2 separate regions of the Homo sapiens genome follow, and region 2 is linked to region 1. A link is a loop called in an ENCODE intact Hi-C map of the cell type or tissue named here. Cell type or tissue: heart left ventricle. All regions are shown on one strand. Each heading gives the region's core, and the rest is flanking DNA. Links, peaks and the distances in the headings are about the cores only. Region 1 overlaps ZBTB7C (zinc finger and BTB domain containing 7C). Region 2 overlaps ZBTB7C (zinc finger and BTB domain containing 7C).

Region 1 (2,918 bases), core at 175-2,674:
GCAGAAGTGGAATGGTTTGTCAATAGACAAGAACCATGTTCAACGGGGCCACTCAGAACAGAACCTGGCCCCTCAGACCAAGGGCACCTTGGTGGGGCTGCCTACTTTGTGCCACTGTTCCCACAGCCTGGTACACTGTTCTCCACATCCTCCCATGCTGGATCCTTCTCCTCTTCTAGGTCTCTGCTCAAATGATGCTTCCTCAAGGAAGCCTCCCCTGTTCACCCTGGGTAAAGCGCCCCCCTCCTCTCCTCCCTTACAGCTCTGTGGTAGATAGCTGGATGAGAGATGGAGAGAAGCGAGGAGATTGATTAGTGGCTTTAGGTTGTTTCCCGTCATTTGCTTCTCTTAGACTTTTTCTTTTGAGATACTTATCGTTTCAGCTACAGTTGTAAGAGATGATACAGAGACATCTCATGTACCCTTTACGCATTTTCTCCAGTGGTAACATCTTGCAAAACCATAGTACAATATCAACCAGGATATGAACACTGGTATAATCAATATGCAGAACATTTCCATCACAAGTATCCCTCCTGTTGCCCTTTTATAGCCACACCCACTTCCCTCCCACCACCACCACCTCCTTAGTCCCTGGCAACCCTCATCTCTTCTCCATTTCTATAACTTTATCATCTCAAGAATGTTATATAAATGGAATCATGCAATATCTAACCCATTGGGATTGGCTTTTTTCACTCAGCGTAACTCCCTGGAGATTCATCAAGGCTGTTGCACATATTGAGAATTCACTCCTTTTTATTGCTGAATAGTATTCCCTGGCATGGATGTACCACAATGTTTAGCCATACACCTTTGAAGGATGTCTAGGTTATTTCCAGTTACTCACTATCGTGCACAAAGTGACCATGAACATTTGTGTATGAGTTTTTCATGGACATAAGATTTCATTTCTCTGGGGTAGATGCTCAAGAATTCAATTGCTGGGTCATATGGCGGTTGCATATTTTGTTTTTTAAGATCTGCCAAATCATTTTCTAGAATAGCTGTACCATTCTACATTCCTACCAGCAATATACGAGTGATCCTTTTCTCCACATCCTCACCAGCATTCGGTGTTATCAGTATTTTTTTATTATTTTAGCCACTATCCTATGTATGTAGTGATGTCTTATGATAGTTTTAATTTGAATTTCCCTAATGGCTCATGATATTGAACATCTTTTCAGATTAGATGGCTTATCTGCCATCTGTATACTCTGTTTGGTGAATCTTGCTGTACATTTTTATTGCAGTTGTTATGTCCCTCTAAGCTCTGTTAGAGCAGAGGCCTTCTTGATTTGTTCTCTGTGCATCCCCAGAGTACAGTACAGAGCCTGGCACAGGGAGACTACCCAATAATATTTAGAGAATGAATGCATGGACTGCCAGGGTCTCTGGCCCTTTTAAAGATGAGAAGGTGGGAAAGCAGTGAGGCCTTAGCTCTGGGAAGCCTCCTGAACACCTGGCCAGTGGGATTGCTTAGGGAACGCCTGGGCTGCCCCATGGTGGAGGAGAAGGTGAGGGCAGCGGAGGGGCACCCAGCATCCTCCATGCCTGCTGCCTTCCCAGTGCCCACTCACACTTTATGAGCGTATACTTCTCACTCCTCCCCTCCCCCTGCCTCTGCCTTCCCAGGACAGAAACATCCAGAAGATAAATGTGTAAGGATCTCCAGAACTCTTCCCACTGGGGCGTGGGGCTTTAGGATTTGTTTTCCTTTTTGTTTTCTCCCCACTTTATTTGTACCAAGATAAGGGCCAGGGCTTTGCTAGGATTTATCTAGATGAGCCATGTTGAAGCTTTGCTGTAAGTAGAAGAGCCCTATGAAGCTTGTCCAACCCACCTTATTTTATTGTTGTTGTTGTTCTGATTTGTTGTTTGTTTTGTTTTAGGCTTTTAGCAGCCTGAAGCCATGGTGTTTGTTTAGTTTCTGTCTCTAGTGATAAGTGGAAAAGAGGGATGAGGAAGGGGCTTTACTGGCCCAACCAGAAACTAACAAACAACCCATGACTATATTCTCTCCTTGGACGCCCCTACCTGCCCTGGCAGATGCCACATTTTGTCCCAGTTGACTGTGTTCACCTGGGCTGTGAGCTGTGCTTCCTGAAAGGAAGGGATGCCAGTTGTCCCCTGTCGTGCCCTGCTTTCTTCTGGTGGCTGCCACTGGCCATACTTTATGTATAACATATACAATGATAAGGTGTCTCAGAAGACGCTTCTCACCACAGGGGTTGATATTTTCATGAGGCTGACAGAATTTAGACATGAAAAATTAACTAACAATGTACTTGAATTTATATTTATATTGCATTATATTTATATTGAATATTGCATTTATATTTGTATTGAATTTAAATATTTATAGGTGAAATCACTCTCAGATATACACATATAGGAAGTTAGTGTTTTTTTTTTAAAAAAAGGATCAAGATTTACAAATGGAAGGAAACTTCAACTGCAATGAACGAGTAAGGTCAGGAAGCAAAACATACCACAAGGCCCCCATTTACTTGCTGAAAATGGGCCACGAAATTTGTTTTAAGCTTCCTAGTAGCCAGTGCAAAGTGTAAGTCTGTTACAGAATCAGAGGATTTGTGAGACAAATCAGAGCATCTTCTCAGCAGAAGCACTGAGAGGTCCTTGCCCCACAGAGGTGGGTCCTGTTCCTGCAGCCAAGGCAACAGCTAGGTTCATGAGGCTTTTCATCCTGCAGTTGTATTCTGCAACTGCATGTTGGCAAAGTGGAAATCAGTAACACCAAGCCTGAGAGAAGGCTTGCAGCCTTTGGTGAGTAGCTGACACCAGCTGCCCAGTGAGAAGCCTATCCCTAAGAGTCTTAGGGGTCCAGAGAAAAGCCCCAGCTTGTAAGCCAGGCTGTGAATTGCAGGTGAGATTTGGCAAGGCTAAGAGGTAGG
Region 2 (2,918 bases), core at 269-2,768, 55 kb before region 1:
AAACCACTTATCAGAGTGGTGTTATTTACCACTAGGGCCTGCCTTGCAATTAATAAAGCACTTTATAGGCACTCACTTATTCCTGGCAACAGTTCTTTGCAGAGGACAACTATTGTGAATCCTATTTTATTGATAAGGCAGCTGAGGCAGTAATAGTGTAATACTTAGAATTTGGGGGATGCAAATGAGAATCAACCCATGTCAACTGGCTCAAGCAAAATAGAATGTGTATTGGCTACTTAATGCAATGATCAGTGGATAGGGTCAGACTCAGGTGCCACTGCCTCCGCTCAGCAAACTCAGGACTCAGGTTTCTTTGTCTCCTGGCTTTGCTCTCCACATTGATTGGCTTCATTTACCTGTTTACAAAGTGGCAAGATGGCAGCAACAGGAATAGCCTCATGGCCTCTCCAATTTCAGTGCCGCAGGAAAAAGAGAACATCTCTTGCTGGTTGTGTAAGGTCAAACCTTAGGATTAGCTGTGCTTGAGCCTGATTGGCTGTCCTATGTCACATGTCCATCCCTGAGCCAATCCCTGTAATCAGAGAATGGAACTCATTGGTTGGTTTATGCCCGATCACAGGCTTCATCCCAGGAACCAGATATGAAATCCTTCCCATACCACAGGGACCCGGATGGGAGCGGAGAATCCACAGAAGGAAATTAGGCGGGTAGAATGGATTCGAGGAAGCCAAAGCACAATAACATTCAGTAGAGAGGGTGCACTGGTGACAAAGCCAGTCCTGGAAACCGAGACCATCTGAGTCACTTGGCTGTTTCCCCAAGCCACACAGGGAACTGGGAGGCAGAGGAAGAACAAGCATCCTAGCTCTAGCCACGGCCAACTTTTGGCTTTGTTTAGTATCCCTTCTAGAGCATCCTAAACAACAGCACTGAGAAAGGCCTCTGAGACCCAGAGTCAGCCGGGTAAAATGTGATTAGGAAGACACCAAGAATGCTGGATCCATCCCCATACAGTGACCTGGTCCATAGAAGCTGCTGGCGTCTCCCTCACACCTGGAGTGCATCCTGTACATCTCTGCCTGGGGAAATCCACTCATTGTTCAAGTCCATGTTCAAAAGGCCCCGTCAGAGTGAATCACTCCCTCTCATGTTCTCCTTATTGTACTCTTTTGAACTCTCACCCATCACAAATGTTAGGCTAGCCAATAGTTTGTGGGGGTTTTGTTTCTTTGTTTTTGCCAATAGATTTTTAGTTTGTCTGCTAACTTGGCTCAATTGGTAGTGACTGCCAGGTGATGGATTCTGAGTCTTAGCAGAAAGACTGCTGTCATTGATTAGTGATGCCTGCTGAGAGAGGCTGGGTGGTAACACAGGTATTGTATTAGTGAAGATGCTTTTGTAAGTAAAAAAAAAAAAAAGATGCTTGTAAGTAAAGACAGCCAACTCAAGGTAGCTTAAGCTGAAAATACCATTTATTATGAGGATACAAAGGTTTGTTACAGGTCTTAAAAGCAGAAAATGTGCTACAGCCAGACCTTGTGAGAGACTGGAGCCGGGAAAGCTATGGGCAACCAACTAGGTCCTCAGTGGTTGTCTATCCACGCTGGGCGCCGTAGCTCGCGCCTGTAATCCCAGCACTTTGGGAGGCCAAGGCGGGTAGATTACCTGAGGTCAGGAATCAGAGACCAGCCTGGCCAACGTGGTGAAACCCCGTGTCTACTAAAAATACAAAAATTAGCTGGGCATGGTGGCACACGCCTGTAGTCCCAGCTACTCAGGAGGCTGGAGCAGGAGAATGCCTTGAACCCAGGAGGCAGAGGTTGCAGTGAACCGAGATCGCGCCACCGCACTCCAGCCTGGGCGACAGAGCAAGACTCTGTCTCAATAATAATAATAATAATAATAATAATAATAACAACAACAATAATAAAAGTTGTCTTTCCTGCTGGGACCATATGCTCTCTCATCTTGACTTCTCTCTATACAACTGATTACCCACTTCCTATCTACAGACAAGCTCTCTTTGATTTTCCTTGCACAGGGTGGAAGATGGTCACGCAAGATCCATATTCATATGACCATCAGTCACATGTAGAGAAGGTCTCAGCTAGCCTAGCTTAAGTCAGTTACCTACCGCTGATCCAATCAACTATGTTCAGTGAGTGGGATTCCTTTATAACTAGGGGAACCCTATGTGAGAAGAGAGGAAACAGTTTTCAGGAAAAGAAGATCATCAAGGGCTGGACAGACCCTCTAAAAGGAAGCTCCTTTCTAATTATTCCATGTATCTGCGACCATACCTTGATAGTAGTAGCAGTGGCCATAGGAATAATAGCAGTAGCAATAGTGGTGATGATGGTGCCAGGAGCAAAGACAGATAAATTGAAAAAACTCAGACTTCCCTTTCGGGACTTGCAATCTAGGAGGGGAAAATGACTTAGACCCAACACAAACTTTGATAACTGTTGAAAAAGAAGTTCCTGGTAGGGACAGGATCATTGAGTCAAATCAGCCCACCACACTCCTTTGCTCTCTCTTCACCATTTCTTTCAGATTCCACACAAGATGGGACAATGCTTATTCATAAGCTTCATGATCACGTGGAGATTCAGACTTATGACCGAAAGTGAGAGCATCTTTTCACCTGTCCCCTCCCCCTGTGACTCCCACCCCTCCACAGCAGTGGAGTAGTTGCCCCAGCAACAGCTTGGAGCAGAGCACATTAGTTCGATATCCAGCCGGCCCTCTGCCCTCTCTCTTTGCCATCTCCCTGTCAAACGTTGTCACATCCTGGTAATTATTTTAAAAGAAAAGAAAAACTATAAGGATAAAGTCATACTGGAGCACAGGAAGCAATCAGTGGCCACCCTGATGTCATCAGGATGCCCATTTCCTTTCCCGCTAAGTGCCCTGCCCAGAAAGCGCATTAAGAATCATAGAATGGTGCCCTGAGC

The links. Peaks named below come from ENCODE experiments on the same cell type or tissue, not always from the same donor. Only the 100,000 strongest peaks of a DNase experiment are listed, where the experiment ranks them.
Region 2: a loop joins it to region 1, with 2.1 times the contacts of the local background. A loop is called at or near these places in 8 of 110 quality-filtered maps.

The regions. Positions count from the first base shown.
Region 1 is chr18:48,041,247-48,044,164 of GRCh38, reverse strand. All of the region lies in intron 3 of ZBTB7C (zinc finger and BTB domain containing 7C), which reads left to right. Among named protein-coding and RNA genes, the nearest start is that of SMAD2, 110 kb to the right of the region's middle. In heart left ventricle, for the core only: no CTCF peak of the experiment used is centred there; no DNase peak of the experiment used is centred there.
Region 2 is chr18:48,096,344-48,099,261 of GRCh38, reverse strand. All of the region lies in intron 3 of ZBTB7C (zinc finger and BTB domain containing 7C), which reads left to right. Among named protein-coding and RNA genes, the nearest start is that of ZBTB7C-AS1, 65 kb to the left of the region's middle. In heart left ventricle, for the core only: no CTCF peak of the experiment used is centred there; no DNase peak of the experiment used is centred there; H3K27ac peaks cover 230 bases.